Linked DNA regions of Homo sapiens: region 1 is linked to region 2. The links are chromatin loops, found by intact Hi-C in ENCODE. Cell type or tissue: heart left ventricle. All regions are shown on one strand. Links, peaks and the distances in the headings refer to the core of each region. The heading gives the core; the rest is flanking DNA. Region 1 overlaps CYTH3 (cytohesin 3). Region 2 holds the start of CYTH3 (cytohesin 3).

The links. A loop is a pair of places that touch in the nucleus more often than their neighbours do. Peaks named below come from ENCODE experiments on the same cell type or tissue, not always from the same donor. Only the 100,000 strongest peaks of a DNase experiment are listed, where the experiment ranks them.
Region 1: a loop joins it to region 2, with 1.9 times the contacts of the local background. A loop is called at or near these places in 28 of 110 quality-filtered maps.

The regions. Positions count from the first base shown.
Region 1 is chr7:6,220,301-6,228,961 of GRCh38, forward strand. The region is part of intron 1 of CYTH3 (cytohesin 3); the gene reads right to left. Among named protein-coding and RNA genes, the nearest start is that of CYTH3, 48 kb to the right of the region's middle. RefSeq lists an enhancer at 2,974-3,594 and a silencer at 7,998-8,292. In heart left ventricle, for the core only: no CTCF peak of the experiment used is centred there; no DNase peak of the experiment used is centred there; H3K4me3 peaks cover 402 bases; H3K27ac peaks cover 3,457 bases.
Region 2 is chr7:6,266,143-6,274,803 of GRCh38, forward strand. It overlaps CYTH3 (cytohesin 3), which reads right to left and starts at 6,482. Exons shown (of 13, transcript NM_004227.4): 1 at 6,332-6,482. The coding sequence starts at 6,365. RefSeq lists enhancers at 5,097-5,819, 5,820-6,541 and silencers at 5,860-6,029, 6,350-6,709. In heart left ventricle, for the core only: a CTCF peak has its summit at 5,049; DNase peaks (open chromatin) are centred at 5,019 and 6,559; H3K4me3 peaks cover 3,119 bases; H3K27ac peaks cover 3,021 bases.

The DNA.
Region 1 (8,661 bases), core at 460-8,459, 46 kb before region 2:
TGAAACTTGACCTAAACCTCATATTTTATACAAAATTAACTCAAAGTAGACCATAAGTTTAAATGTAAAACTATAAAACTTTAAAAGAAAACATGAGAAAAATCTTTGAGAGCGAAGGCTTAGTAATGACTGAGAATCCACAAACGTGACTGAGAATCCATAAAAGAAAAAAATAATAAATTGGACATCAAAATTAAAAACTTTTGCTCTGCAAAGCATTAAAAGGATGAAGAGAAGCTACAGACTGGGAGAAAGTCTCGAAACATCCTGTCTCAAAAAAAAAAAAAAAAAAAAACCAAAGGCTGGCAAAGATGTGGACAATCTGGATCTTTCATACATTGCTGGTGGGAACATAAAATGTTATAGCCCTCCGGAAAACAATTTGGCATTTTCTTATAAAACTAAACATACACAGCCGGGCGCGGTGGCTCACACCTGTAATCCCAGCACTTTGGGAGGCCGAGGCAGGTGGAATGCCTGAGCTCAGGAGTTCGAGACCAGCCTGGGCAACACGGTGAAACCCCATCTCTACTAAAATACAAAAAATTAGCCAGGCGTGGTGGCGGGCACCTGTAGTCCCAGCCAATTGGGAGGCAGTGGCAGGAGAATTGCTTGAACACGGGAGGCAAAGGTTGAAGTAAGTCGAGATCGCGCCACTGCACTCCAGCCTAGGCGACAGAGTGAGACCCCTTCTCCAAAAAAAAAACTAAACATACACTTACCATGTGATCCAGCAATATCACCTGAGAAATTTATTTATTCCAGAGAAATTAAAATGTATGCCCACACAAAAACCTGAACATGAATGTTCACAGCAACTTTACTCGTAATATCCTAAGACTGGAAACAACCAAAGTTCTACAATAGGTGGATGGAGAAATAAACTGTGATATATATCCATACCATGGAATATTATCTAGCAATAAAAGTGAATGAACTATTGATACACACAACAGCCTGGTTGGATTGTAAGGGCATTAAGCTGAATTTTTAAAAACCCAGAAACAACCCCAGTCTGAAAAGGTTACATATTATATAATTTGATGTATGTGACATTTCAAAATGATAACATCTCAGAGGTGGAAAATGGATTAGTCATTGTTTGGGGTTTAGGGTGGTTGAGGAGAAGACAACTGGGGTAGTAGGAGGGAGCCTGATAACTTTGTGGTGATGGAACAGTTCTGTATCTTGATTGCAGCGGTGGCTACATCAATCTACGCATGGGTGATGACACAAAACTATACAAACACCTCATACCAATGTCAGCTTCCTGATTTTGATACTGTATTGCAGTTACATAAGATGTAACCAGTGTGAGGAAATGAGTGAAGGGCAAGTGGAACCTTTATGTACTGTTATCTTTGCAACTTTCTGTGAATCTACAAATTAGTTCAAAATGAAGTTAAAAAAAAATTAGGCCAGGCATGGTGGCTCACGCCTGTAACCTCAATACTCAGGGAGAGTGAGGTGGGAGGACAGCTCTACAAAAAATAAAAAGGAAATTAGCCAGACATAGTGAGGCGTGTCTGTGGTCCCAGCTACTGGGAAGGCTGAAGTGGGAGGATCATTTGAAGCCTAGAATCCGAGGCTGCAGTGAGCTATGATGGTGCCACTGCACTCCAGCATGGGTAACAGAGCAAGACGCTGTCAAAAAAACAAAAACAAAAAAAACTAAAAAACAGTCTTTATATTGCATAAGGTAAGGAAAAACCAGATGTTTCCTATACCCTCGTGACCAGACAGAAGGACTTACACATCTGACCTCCAGTCATACAGGTCCTGGCAGCCATTCCAGGGAAAAGCAGCAGGACAGAGCAGAGTATGTGGCAAAGAGCTTTGGTCCCTCCTGCCAGGGTGCCCTTCACAGCCTCTGAGTGAGATGTGATCAAGGTGCTAATGAAAAAGCAGCCAGACTTCCAAAGGCAGAGATGTCAAGGGACATCACGGAAGGAAGATTAGGGCTTAGTCATTTTAAAATGTGATACCAAATGAGCACCTGTCGATAATGCCTAACTCTGTCTCTGTTCTCAAGGCAAGTGCCTCGTGTTCCCCCCCATATCCCTGTCACAGTGATGACACCTGCTGAAGAGAGGAGTCATTAACATTTTAACATACAGAGAAGAATCCCAGGCAAATGTTACTCTCAACTGCTGAGTCTTAAAACTGAATCAATTTTGGCTGGGTGCCTGTAATCCCAGCACTCGGGGAGGCCAAGATGGGTGGATCACAAGTTCAGGAGATGGAGACCATCCTGGTTAATACAGTGAAACCCCGTCTCTACTAAAAATATAAAAACATTAGCCGGGCGTGGTGGCGGGCACCTGTAGTCCCAGCTACTCGGGAGGCTGAGGTGGGAGAATGGCATGAACCAGGGAGGCAGAGGTTGCGGTGAGCTGAGATCGCGCCACTGCACTCCAGCCTGGGCAACAGAGTGAGACTCCGTTTCAAAAAAAAAAAAACAAAACCCAAAAAAGCAAAAAAAAAACTGAACCAATTTTATATAACCATTATACATTATTATAAAGTGTTCCACATTTTCAGGTGACGGTTAACTCTTATTTGACAAAACAGCTAATATGACAAAAGAACATTTTAAAAGGCAGTTTCAAACAACACTCCAGTTGGCCTGCTCATAATAGTCAATCAATCAATAATTAATAAATGTAAAGTGAACTAAACACTTGCTGGCAGCCTTTACTGACAGGTAATTTTTTCCTTCATTATTTGAAGCAAATAAAAATGAATAAGGATGCTTCACTTCTCCTCTTAAATGCAGATGCGGTCTGGCATGTGAGAAGCGCCTCTGCCTGGCTGCCCTTCGTCTGGGAGGCGAGGAGCGCCTCTGCCCGGCCGCCCCGTCTGGGAGGTGGGGGGCGCCTCTGCCCGGCCGCCCCATCTGGGAGGTGAGGAGCGCCTCGGCCCGGCCGCCCCATCTGGGAACTGAGGAGCGCCTGTGCCAGGCCGCCCCGTCTGGGAAGTGAGGAGCGCCTCTGCCAGGCCGCCCCGTCTGGGAAGTGTACCCAACAGCTCTGAAGAGACAGTGACCATCAAGAACGGGCCATGATGACGATGGCGGTTTTGTCGAAAAGAAAAGGGGGAAATGTGGGGAAAAGAAAGAGAGATCAGATTGTTACTGTGTCTGTGTAGAAAGAAGTTGACATAGGAGACATCATTTTGTTCTGTACTAAGAAAAATTATTCTGCCTTGGGATGCTGTTAATCTATAACCTTACCCCCAACCCCGTGCTCTCTGAAACATGTGCTGTGTCAACTCAGGGTTAAATGGATTAAGAGCAGTGCAAGATGTGCTTTGTTACACAGATGCTAGAAGGCAGCATGCTCGTTAAGAGTCATCACCACTCCCTAATCTCAAGTACCCAGGGACACAAACACTGCTGAAGGCCGAAGGGACCTCTGCCTAGGAAAACTAGAGACTTTTGTTCACGTGTTTATCTGCTGACCTTCTCTCCACTATTATCCTATGACCCTGCCACATCCCCCTCTCTGAGAAACACCCAAGAATGATCAATAAATACTAAAAAAAAAAAAAAAAAAAAAAAAAAAAAATGGAGATGCAGTATTTATGCCCAGATTAATTCTCCAGAATTGCAAGACAGATCATGTACACAACTACAGCAGTCAAATCATACAACCCTATGAATGATGCTAATACTGTCTTTTCTGCTTCCACATATATAATCCTTACTGATTCACAACTGTTATCCTATTCACATATTTTTCCATTGCACAAAAAGCAAAAACACGTCTTCACACAGAAAAAAAGCAAATGAGAAGGTGGACTCAAACTCTTGGACTCAAGCGATCCCCCTGCCTCAGCCTCCTGAGTAGCTGGGACTACAGGTATCCACCACCATGCCTGGTTAATTCTGCTTCTTAAACAAAGACAAAGATGACCTGAATGCTATTAAGAGCCTTGAGTCAGTAGGTATACATGGAATATGTACACAGTCCCTGAAGCGCTATTAACAAAGTGTGACACTGCTGCAAAAATAGGTAAAAAAAAAAAAAAAAAAAGATTGATGGAACCGACTATAGAGCCTAAAAACAAAACCATATATTATTAAAAGTATTTAAAACAAGTCTCTTCAACAAATGGTGCTGGGACAACTGGACATCCGCATGCAAAAGAATGAGGGTCTAGACCCCTACCTTATGCCATATACAAAAATTAACTCAAAATGAGTGAATGACCTAGCATAAGAGCTAAAACTAGGATGGCTATACTTTAAAAAACATACTAACAAGTGTTGGCAAGGATGTAAGGAAATTTAACCATCATACATTGCTGGCGTGAATGGAAAATGGTTCCATTTTTGTCGCTGTGGAATACAATTTAGTGGCTCCCCAGAAAATTAAACATAGAACCACTAGTAATTCTACTTCTACGTATATACCCAAAGAGCTGAAAACAGGTATCCAAACAAGTATGTGTACACGAATGTTCATAGCAGCATGATTTACAATAGCCAGAAGGTGGAAACAAACCAAATGTCCATCAATGGATGAATGGATAACACTTGTAGTATTTCCTGACACTGGGATATTCAGATAAGAATAAACTATGGATATGTTATAACATACATGAAACCTGAAAACGTTATGTGAAGTAAAGGAAGTCAGATGCAAAAGACCACATACTGCTTGATTCTATTTATGTTAAATATCAGAAAGGGCAAATCTATAGAGACAGAAACCACATTAGCCAGTGGCTGGCGCTGGGGTAAGGACTGACTGCAAACAGGAGTGAGGGATCTGTTAGGGGTGAAGAAATGTTCTAAAATTAGATCAGGTGATGGCTGTAATTCCAAAACAAATTATAAACAAATTATTAATCTATCATTATTGAATGTCTATTATTAATAAAGCCTGAAATTAAGACAGTACAATATTATATATATCATATTGTCCAAAGACATGTAAATATTTACTATCACATATCCAATGAATTGTGCATAGAAATTGTTCTGGATACAAAGGTCAAGGTATGGGATAAACTGTTAAGATAGAGCCTACATTAAGATGAAGGAAAAAAAATTTTTTTTTTTTTTTTGAGACAGAGTTTCACTCTTGTTGCCCAGGCTGGAGTGCAATGGCACGATCTCGGCTCACCACAACCTCTACCTCCCGGGTTCAAGCGATTCACCTGCCTCAGCCTCCCAAGTAGTTGGGATTACAGGCATGAACCACCATGCTAGGCTAATTTTTTGTGTTTTTTAGTAGAGTCAGGGTTTCTCCATGTTGGTCAGGCTGGTCTCGAACACCCGACCTCAGGTGATCCACCCACCTTGGCCTCTCAAAGTGCTGGGATTACAGGTATGAGCCACCGAGCATGGCCTGAAAATATATATTTTTTTGAAGAATTTTTTTTTTTTTTTGGAAATGGAGTTCCACTCTTGTCGCCCAGGCTGCAGTGCAAAGGTGCAATCTCAGCTCACTGCAACCTCCGCCTCCTGGGTTCAAGCGGTTCTCCTGCCTCAGGCTCCTGAGTAGCTGAGATTACAGGCGTGTGTCACCACACCCAGCTAATTTTTGTATTTTTAGTAGAGAAGGGGTTTCACCATGTTGGCCAGACTGGTCTTGAACTCCTGACCTTGGGAGCTCAAGACCACAACGCCTCAGCCTTCCAAAGTGCTGGGATTACAGGTGTGAGCCACCACACACAGCCTGAAATTTTTTTAAAAACAAACAAAAAAATTTTTGTCTTTAAACAAAGAGAACCCAATGTGAAACATTCATCCCTAGGTGGCCGAGAACATAAACCCATGTCCCTAGCTTAGCAAACCCTACATCAAGGAATGTGTTTTTTAAAAAAATTAAAAATAAAAAGCAATGCATCTGTGATTGGCTTCCTTTTAAAACTGAAGGGCTCTGAGAGGTCTCCCTAAAGATCCAGACGTCCTCCTGTACACACACATCCACACCCACAAACAATATTCCCTGCAATGCTTTGATTAGAAAGCACTGGAGATACTTCCTCATTCCTTGCTGGGAAGCCTGAACCACATCTCTGTCTTCTGCAGATTGGATACAGCTGTAGAACATCTGGCATTCCATTTCCCATTCACAAACATCTAAAAGGTGGAACACTTGAGGAATTTAATGTTTAGATGAGGGTGGGGAGGTGGGAGAGTGCTATTTTAGGGCGAGGCAGGCAAGCTGGAGTAGAATCCATCTGCTTTTTATCTCACAGTCCAGGAAAGAAGGTGAAGCTGGCAGTCTTGGCTGAAGCCCCAGTGAGGATTCTTCCAGCCACTCCATGGCTAATGCCCTGATTAACTTTTTAGTTAAGTTACTTCCCAACATTTCAACCCGTGTTGTGAGTATTTGTATTCCCAACTCTGACTCTCAGTCAGCATCTCAAAGTAAAGCAACACAACATCTCAAAGGCTGTAAGAACTTGAAGGTTCCTATGCAGCAGAACCTGAGCAAGGAAGGATGGCATTTTTAAAGTCCTAGAGACTGGTTTAAGAGGAAAGGGGGCCGGGCGCGGTGGCTCATGCCTGTAATCCTAGCACTTTGGGAGGCCAAGGTGGGCGGATCACGAGGTCAGGAGATCGAGACCATCCTGGCTAACACGGTGAAACCCCGTCTCTACTAAAAATACAAAAAATTAGCCAGGCGTGGTGGCGGGCACCTGTAGTCCCAGCTACTCAGGAGGCTGAGGCAGAAGAACGGTGTGAACCCGGGAGGCGGAGCTTGCAGTGAGCTGAGATCGCGCCACTGCACTCCAGCCTGGGCAACAGAGCAAGACTCTGTCTAAAAAAAAAAAAAAAAAAGTGGAAAGGGCTGGCACATGGTGTGCCCGCTCTCTTGACAAACCCATGAAATGATAGAAGAGGCTTTTTAAAGAATAAAAAATCACCAACAGCCCAGAGATGCTGAAATCACTACAAAAAAAGAAAGCAGATAGGAACAGATTGATGGAAAAATTATATTCAAAGAAAAACACATGCAGAAGATGGTTGTAAAGTTAGCATTTTGAAGGAATTTTAAGCCTCAAGTCAGTGGATATAATAAGTGCAAATGGTTTAAAAAAAAAAGTCAAATAGTACTGAAAGGCTCATAATGAAAAACATATGTTCATCTCAATAGATGGAAAAATAGCATTTGATAAAATTCAACAGCCCTTCCTGATTTAAAAAAAATCATTAAACTAAGAATAGAAGATGTCTTAACCTAAGTGAAGGACCTCTGGCAGAAACCTACAACAAGCATCAGACTTGGAAGCGTTCCCACTACAGACAGAATCAAAACGAGGATGCCACTATCAGGGCCCTTACTCTACACAAAAGGCTTTAGGCAGCTTTGCCAAGGCTGGAAAACCTCTGGTTGGGGCCCAAGTAAGCAAACCAAAGGGAAGCATTTACAACAACTATGTTTTCAATAATTACGAAGTTTGTATTCCTCCACCCAAACGGGTTGTCAAATTCTCTGTGCATGTTCCAGGCCAATACGATATCTCATAAACTTTATTGAGAATGTTCCTGAACATGATGGTTTCCCAAGCAGAGAATTCCACAGTGAATGTGAACAAGTAACCTTACTGGACCTCGGCTGAACCAGGGTATACAAGTGCTCACTTTCTGGAGAATGAGAACCTGATGTTTGCCTCAGGCCTGTGTTTAATTATGAAAATGTGGTAGGTGGGCTAGATTTCAACAACAACGAGATAATTGCTAGGGTTCACTCTGACTCATTCTCCTATTTAAAAAGTATTTAATAATGAATGTGGAAATGTGAAGCTTTCCCTTATTTTATGTTCTTATTTAAGTATTTAACTCTGCTAACCCAAGGCTCACAAAAGAATGGTCAAAGAAATTATTTCCTTGATTCTCTATTCCCTTTCATTACCTCCAGCCATTTCTGCTCACCTTTTTTCCAGTTTCAAAGAGGCAAGTTAAAGAGAATGATCATATAAGTACAGCACATTCATAACAGAAAATCATGTGTCCCTGGCTTAGAGGGACCTTTTCCATTTTTTATATACATTTGCTTTAAAGCTTATGCTTTTCCATGTACATGGGACAGAACAACATATGTAACATGCCCTCTGGCCAGGGCCCTGTTCAAAATACTCAGCTCCAAATATGGAGTCTTCTAGGGGGAGGGGAGGGGTTGGAAAGAAGTCTTTGTGAGAAAAGAATCAAGTTCTCAAGTTGTGTGGGAGGGTAGGATTCAGGGGTCAGGCCACACTGAGAGATCCAGGCTGGAAGCAAAGAAACTCCCCCCAGATGACCTTAAAAATAAAAAATGAACAGTTTTAACACAAGTAGAGGAAGCAAAAGAACTTCTTATCTGCATCCAAACCATGCTCAACTTTAACATTTCGCTTCTGGAAATCCGGGCTGCCTCCCGCTCTGAGCAGGGTCCTCCCACACTTTCTATCAACCCCTCCCACAGACCAGATCCACAAAAGGATTCCCTCACACTCAAGAACACGGCTGTGTTTTTAAGAATGTAAAAATCCGCCCCTTTTTAAATAGATTTCTTCCTTCCACTTAATCTTATCTTCTTTTCCTTTATTCCTCTGGTGGGAAAAATATCTAATTTTGTTAGACATTTTTATTGGTAATTAGTGAGTTATTGAGGATGCAGTGACAAGGAAAACATAAGACACTGTGCAATCGCTGTCCGAGCCCCT
Region 2 (8,661 bases), core at 358-8,357:
CCTCCCTTCTCCCAAGTCCTCCCTTCTCCTCCAAACCACTCTCCACTCAGGAGTCAAGAATATGCTTCTTTAAAAAGCAGGGGGCAGTGGTTGAGAATACGGATTCTGAAATGGAAGGCTTGGGTTCCAATCACAGCTCCATCACCTGCTAGCTGTGAAATTTCAGACCAATTACTTAGCTTCCCTATGCCTCCATTTTCCAATCTGAAAATAGCAATATGATGAAGAGTCAATAAATTAAGACGCAGAAAGTACACAGGACATACAGCATCAAGTAAATATTAGCTAAAATTATTGAAATGTAAATCAAATGAGATTTCCCCGTTTAAAAATCTTTCAGCGGCTTCATGTACTTAGAATAAAATCTGCATTCCTTAGCTACTGAAAGCCTGACATGGCCCCAGTCTATCTCTCCCGCTTCACTGTCTGTTCAAGCCACACAAAGCTGCTTTTAATTCTCTAGAATACTCAGCTCTTGCCAGCTCCATGCCTTCCCTTCTGTCTGGTCCACTACCCCTATAGATTGCACCTCGAAGGGCATTTCCTCAGAGGCCTTCCCTGGCCACGGGCTTTCCCTACACCTCTCCCATCCCACACTTTCTCTTCCTCAACCTCTTGTTGATTTCCTTTAACACATCTAGCATAATACATGATTATTTTATATATAGCTGTTTACCTCTTTTGTCTGTCTCTCCATCTAAACATGAGCTCCATGAACGTGGGAAATTTATCTGCCGTATTCACCACTGTTAGGCACTGATACAGTTTGGATATATGCCCCGCCCAAATCTCATGTTGAACTGTAATCCCCAATGCTGGAGGCAGGACTTGGAGGGGAGGCGACAGGATCATGGAGGCAGATCCCTCATGGCTCAGTGCTGCCCTTGCAATAGTGAGTGAGGACTCCTGAGATCTGGTCGTTTAAGGGCGTGGCATCTCTTCCCTCTTGCTCCTGCTCTAGCCATGTGATGTGCCTGATCCTGCTTCACCTTCCATTATGAGTAAAAAGCTCCCTGAGGCCTCCCCAGGAGCCGAGCAGATGCTGGCACCATGCCTGTACAGCTACAGCCTGCACAACCATGAGTCCATGAAACCTCTTTCCTTTATATATAACCCAGGCTCAGGTACTTCTTTATAGCAATGCAAAAACGGCATGACACAGGCACTAATAGCTCTTGTGCCATGCATAGAACCTGGTATTTGGTAGAGACACCATCAACATTTGAGTAAATGACTACAAAAGAATATACTCTAAGCATAATCTAAAAGCATCCACTTTTTAAACTCTCAAAAATACAGTAGTTAACTTACTACAGAATGAAAAATAGGTAACATTTTATAACCTTACATTGCATATCACATTATCTTTTTGTTGCGGTCTTCCCAGAATATTTTGTTTGTTTGTTTTGAGACCGAGTCTCACTCTGTCGCCAGGCAGTGGCGCTATCTCGGCTCATTGCAACCTCTGCCTCCAGGGTTCAAGCAATTCTCCTGCCTCAGCCTCTCGAGCAGCTGGGACTACAGGTGCGCATCACTATGCCCGGCTAATTTTTGTATTTTTAGTAGAGACGGGGTTTCACCACATTGGCCAGACTGGTCTCGAACTCCTGACCTCATGATCTACCCGCCTTGGCCTCCCAAAGTGCTGGGATTACAGGCGTGAGCCATTGCGCCCAGCTGTATTTTTTAATCTATAAAAATTCCCTCAAAAAAGGTGTAAAATGGGTATTTTCTTACCATCATACTATTTTTCTATGAAACTGCTTTCCAATTTTAGAAAAAGTGAAGACAGATTATTCAAACTTTTTTGAATTTCAAAAAATAAAAAGGCGCATAGTGAAAAGTTTCCTTCCCACCTATATTCCCCATCCACTCAGTTCCCATCATCTTCCCCAATCAGGTAACCATTGTTATTGGTTCCTCCTTTCACCTTCCAGGGAATCTGCATGCATCAGCCATTACCTCCTCTTTCAAAACACAAGAATGGGAGCACGCAATGCACACTTTCCTACACTTTGCTCTTGTAATTTTGTTTTGTTTTTTTGAGACAGGGTCTCACTCTGTTGCCCAGACTGGAATGCAGTGGCGCAATCTCACTCACCGCAACCTGCACCTCCCAGGCTCAAGCGATTCTCCTGCCTCAGCCTCCCGCGTAGCTGAGATTACAGGCACGCACCACCACTCCCGGCTAATTTTTGTATTTTTTTAGTAGAAACGGAGTTTCACCATGCTGCCCAGGCTGGTCTTGAATTCCTGACCTCAAATGATCCACCCGCCTCGGCCTCCCAAAGTGCTAGGATTATAGGTGAGAGCCGCCGCGCCCGGCCTGCTCTTGTAACTTAAGATATTTTGGAGATCTCTCCATGTCAACTAAGAAAAGAGCTTCCTCGTTCCTTTCTACAACTTTACAACCTCATTAACCATCTGGGCATGGATTTATCTGATAAGTCTCTTGCTTGCTGATGGACACTCAAGGCAATAAATAATCTTGTACCTATGTTATCTCACACGTGTACAAATATATCTGCAGGTTAAATTCCTAGAACTGGATTGCTGGGTCAAAGGATTTACACGCCTGTAATTTTTAAAGCTACTGCCTAAAGCACCTGTATCTATCAGGGTCCACCCAGAGAAACAGAGACATCCAGAGAAACCATCCCTTTAAGAATCTGATATAGAGGGAATTTAATATAAGGAATTAGTGACAGGGGTGATGGAAAAACTGAAAAGCCAAACAGGAAATGATAATACAAAGATTATCAAGAGCAAGCTGCTGTTACCACTTCTCAAATAGAGGGTAAAAGGGAGGAGGTATTTCCAAGACTCAAAGGCTAGGACCAAGGGGCAGGAGCTGGAGCCAAAAGGAGACAAGGTACCTGCCAGAGACACTCCCTGAGGCAGGCCTAAGGGAAATAACCTGTTTTTGTCCTTCTTCCTGCCATTCCTCCTGCCAGTGGCTCCCAGTGGCCAATCCCAGCCGGAAGCCAGCTGACCAAGGGCCTGGGAAATGTTGCCTGCAGGGGTGAGTCCCTGCAGGGAAAGGGCAAGAAACGGATCTGAGCCAACAGGACATGGGCTGACCCTGCCTGTGGCTACTTTACACTCTTACCCGTAAATGTTTGAAACGACCTTGCCGTTCAAATATTTCAAACTTGAAACAGACTTTGTATACTTGGGGGTTATCACCTGTCTGAAGGTGAAAGGTGGGAGCTCAATCTAGTCTTAATTTGCATGTATTTTATTATGAACAAGGCTCAGCATCTCTTCACCTGAAGCACAGACACCTACATTGATCAGGGAGTGAAGGGGTCAGAGAGAAGAATGCCAATTATAGTTAATTCACCTCATCTGCCAGGGATGGTCCATTCAGGACCATCAATCAGACAAATGCCCAAACAGGACACGAAGACAATCCCAATGAGCCAAACTAGCCAGCTACCCTCCAATTAGCTCAAGAACTGTTCTCGAAAAACTGAAAGGCAACAAAGTCCCATAGGAATTAAAAACGACTTAACTACACTCTGCACACACTGTAAGGAACAATGTGTTCTTGTAATCTTGTGCCCCCCACTCGCTCCTCTTGTAACTGCCTTCCAGCCATTCATGCCACCATCCTCTCTCTCCTTATCTTGCATTGAAAGAACAATACAGTGGACAAAAAGCTAAATTAACTTATAAAAATAGCAAGTAGGAATCAATTTTTCAAGTCTTTTAACCTGACCATTAACAAAAAAAAGACCTTTTCAATTATCTTTGGCTTCTACCATAACTACTGTTTGAATAGATTATTTACCCTATCTTTTAAACAAGCTTTAACTGACTCCCCCAGATACAGTTCAACATTATGTACTACACTCTAAAAATATACCAAAAAATGTTATGCTTTATAATCTGCTGGCAGCTGAAACGGTTTTCTTTAAAAGAGCTCAACTTTATTTTTTTAAACATGAATTTTAAAGCATTTAAAAATCTAAAAGGTATTAACTGTAAAGAGGTATGTTAACTTCAAAACTTACAACAGCCAAGAGTTAAATGTAAGCACATAAAGTTTATACAATAATTACAATATCACTCATATTTCAAAACTTTGCTTTTCACCTGTTTCAAAAATAAATATCCTAATATTGCCAAAAATATTTTTAAGTGTCTGTCACAAAGCAAGGGAGAAAGCTAGTCATAAACTAAATCAATAAAGGTTAAAAGTTATTTTCCAGCACCTAACATGCTGGCTAGCATTTTGATGGGCAATCAATAAATAAATCTTCATTGTTGAATGTTCCAGTGAGATGAATTAAATGATACACTTAAAACATTCACGTCTTTGATGGTTTTTTTCCAATCTGAAATACACACTTATTCCAGAAACCTGGAAAATATAAAAAGAAAATAAAATAATCCATAATGTCACCAATGTTTATGTTGTTTAAACCATGATGTATAAAACTGCTTATTTTAATGGTTGTAAAATACTTCAATAAACTTCCCATAATTTACCTCACCATGCCCCTGCTGTTGGCGTTGCTGTTTCCAATTTTTTGCTATTTTAAACAGCATAATACACATCTTTATACGTGAGGGGTTTATTTCAAGGTTGCTTCCCTGTGATATATTCCCAGAAGAGATACTAACAACCCAAGGACAATTTTAAGACTTTTGATACTTCATATCATCCTTTGTTATAGTACTCAAGACCTGCAAATTGCTGGAGCACATTAAAGCCTCCTCTTTTCCTCTTTATTCCTGCTTTAATCTTCAAGTCTACATTTCTTTACTCACAGAGCCCAAAGCACCTTACAAACAAAACTGCCAAGCCAGCTAGCTGCCTTGACGCTAATGTCCAACGTCTGCATATTACAGTTGTCTTTCTTTTCTAACAAGGGAAAACAGCTATGCCCAAATTGTGACAGGCAGGAAACACGACATCCACCGGGAACCCATTCCTTAGGATCTCATGGCTCCAGACAGCCTGACTGTAGGAGGGTTCGCAACTGGGCGCCTTCGTTCCACAGCGCTCCCATCAACACACCCACTCGGTGCCACAGTGCTACCCCTAGCTTCAACTATAAGAACTGAACTCGCCAAATGCCATGACGGGTGCCAACTTCCCACCATCCTGGCTGCATCGCGTCTTTCAGCAAAAAAACATCTCCCTCTGAGCAGCACTTGAATTCTGGAAGGCACCTTGATGATGAACCACTTCATCCTGAAGCATTCAATACTGCTGATTCTTACAGGCAGCTGCACCGGCAGCCTGTAATTAAGATTTCTCTAAACTGCTCCCTTATTACATGGGGTTCTGATGATTCTGATGATTTCTCTGTCAGCTCAAAGGAGATCTTCAGGAAAAAAAAAAAAAGTCTAGAGAACCTCAACTTCGGCTGTTCCTGTAAAAACACGGGCATTAACCCTTTGCTTTCCAAAGCGAACACCCACTCCATACAGAGGCACGTTCCTCTGTTTTTAAAATCTAATTCCCAGCATGACCCAGCAGTCATTTGTATTCCACTAAATAATTTCCAACAAACACGATTCCTCCAGCAAGAGGAAACCGAACGTCAGACACAGACCACCTGGGCCACGACGCGCATCGACCCGACCCACTCGGGAGCACACCTGGCTCCGGGCACACCTGGCTCTCCGGTCTTGCCTCTGTGCTGGGTGCAGCTCGTGTCTCCCACCCTCGGCTCCACGGAGTTTTTTGCTCAATCTGTCGCGTCTGCCGTTTCCTAAAACGTCTACCCTGAACTGAACTCCAGCTGGCCCCCTCCCCGTTCGAGCAAATCCAGCGACCGTTTCTGACCCAAAGCCAAGCAGACTGTCACGCTTTCCAACCGTTTCCCCTGCCCTCCCGTCCTGTACACTCGAGGAGCCTCCAGTGCAAAACTTTCCCCTCCCGGTTTCCCACCGGCTCAGCCGCTTCCGCCCACCTGAGCTGAAAGGGGGCGTCCGAAACGCCGGGCTCCGGAGGGCATGAACGCCCTTGGCGACAAGATGCGGGGAAGGTCGCCCCGCAAGGTCCCCCGCCCCAGAGGAGCGACACCCAAACCCCGGCCCGAGACTCCGGGGCGACCCCAGCCCGCGGCAGCCCCGGCCTGGTACCCAGACCCTCGCCAGCGCCGAACGGCGACCCCGGCCCGCCCCCTCCCTCGGCCCCCGGAGACCCAGCCTCGGCCCTGGCCCGGCGTGCCTCAGGCCTCCAGCGGACGCCGCTGCCGCTGCCCCCGACCCCGTCTCCTCCGGCGAACCCCGGCCCAGCGCCGCGCCCTCGACCCCCAGCCCCCGGCCCCCGACCCCAGGCCGCCGGCGAGCCCACCACACCTCCGACACTCACCGCCACCACCCTCGCCGCCGCCGTCTTCATCCATCTTGAGGCCACTCCCGCAGCCGGCGAGCCGGGGGCCGGCAGCAGAGGGGCCGCGGGCTGGGGACGCCGCCGGAGGGAGCGCGCAGGCGACCGGGCGGCTCCTCAGCGCGCGGCCCGGGTCGCGGCCGGGCCTCCTCCCGCCGGGCGGGGCCTCGCTGGTCGGCGTGCCGTCACGTGACCCATGCCCCGCCTCTGCCCGCGGTGGGCGGGGCGTGAGGCCGCGCAGCCCCGCCCTCGGGAACCGGCCGGGCCGGCGGCGTCTGCGCTGGGGAAGGCTGTAGACCTGGCCCCTGAAGTGCAGGCCGATCCGGTGTGCGTGGAGCGAAGCCTCCTCGCCCTCAGCATTCCAGTAGCCTGCGGACGGGCGTGGGGCCCCGGACACTGGAACGCCACACTCTGCAAAACCCAGTGGCCAGGGGTGCAACTTGCACGTGCACTCGGGGTAAAAGATCAAGAAACGAATGCATTCAGAAGTCAGGCCTGGCCAGGCTCGGTGGCTCACACCTGTATTCCAATACTTTGAGAGGCTGAGGTGGGAGGATCGCTGGAGAACAAAAGTTGGAGACCAGCCCCGATAACATAGCGACCCAGGCATGGTGGCATGTGCCTGTAGTTCCAGCTACTGGGGAGGCTGAGGTGGGAGGTCACGTCACTTGAGCCCAGTAGGTAGAGGCTGCAGTGAGTTATTATTGCACCACTGCACTCCAGTCTGGGTGACAGAGTGAGACCCTGTCTCAAAAAAAAAAAGAACAAGGTCAGGCCTTCTCCTTCCTAAGACATGCATGTCAGAAGAATTCCAGCCTTTCAGCTGTCTTATATTTAATGGAGCCTCTCCTCCTTCCCTCCTGGTGAGTGCATTTTTAAATTAACAAAATGCAGGGCTTGTAAATGAATGTGGTCATGAGGTTGGAACGGAATCCCGATTCAACACACCTGGGGCTCAGCTCTCAAAGGGCATTGTAGGGGTTGGCCAATCTGGCGGCTGATGCCCTTGGAGTTTAGCGCCAGTCTTCCTTGGAGAGCTGCCAGCTGTCCTGGATTTATGATGCAGGAGGAGCTCTGAATTCAGTTTCCCTTGGGCACAGCCAGGGTCCTCAGCACAGGCCTCCTGGGCAGAAGGCCTCCCCTGGCCCCTGCTCCACATCGATGGATCTCCTCTCTCACTCCCCATATCTCTCTTCCAGTAACTCCTGAAGCATTGCTTGTGGCCCCTCCCAAGCCTTTCTGTTGGAACTCAATCGCATTAAAGAAAAGCAAACATTGTAATGGAGGAGATAGCTCATCTCTAATATAATTTTCCAGCAACTGTTTTATATTTACAAGCTGTCCATTGAACCAAAGGATCCTTCCGTTGTCATCTATCAAAGTGGACAATTTCACCTTTTGGTTCAAGGTTGCGGGATGATTTCAAAGTTCAATCTTCTAATAACCTCAAGAATTGAACACCAAGCATTCTCATGCAACCAAACCCACGAGGGACACTTTTTTTTTGAGACAGGGTCTCGCTCTATTGCCCAGTCTGGCATGCAGTGTCTCGAGTGATCCTCACACTTCAGCCTCCCAAATAGCTGGGACCATAGGTACATGCCACCATGCATCGGTTAATTTTTGTATTCTTTTTTAGAGACGAGATCTTGCCATGTTTGCCCATGCTTGTCTCAAACTTCTGGACTCAAGCGATCCTCCCACCTTGACCTCCCGAAGTGCTGGGATTACAGGCATGAGCCACCACACCCAGCCAAGGGACACTGCTGCGTGCAAAGGTGTTTGACAGCTTGAGTGACAAAGAGGCACCAGAAAAGGGGTCTGGGAGTCAGGAGATGTAGGGTTCAACTCCCAACCCCCAGACTCGGCTTCCTGATCTTGTTCCCGTCAGCTTTGTCATCTTGGAGATAAGAGCATCGTTACTGAGAAAAAATGACAGCATTACTTTGAACTTGATAATGAGATATGCAGAGCTTTGAACTCAAAGATACTATCAATTATAAATGCTTTTTCATGTCAATCTTAATTCTTTAGGTGTCTTAGAATGTGATCCACAGGTGCTTTTCTCAGAGTTTTAATCTGAAAGTGGCTTCTCTGATCTCCATCTAATCTAATTTTCATCAGACTAAAGCACAGCCCAGTTATATAAGGAGGATATTACATTATCCCCATGGTTTAGCCTGGGCTTGCATTTCAACAAATTCTGCAAAAATGTTGGGGGGGATAAAGGCTTTGGGTGTCATTTCTGTGCTTTAATGGGGAAATTGGAAGACTTCAAAATCTTCACAACTCGAAGGAATTAATATCTAATG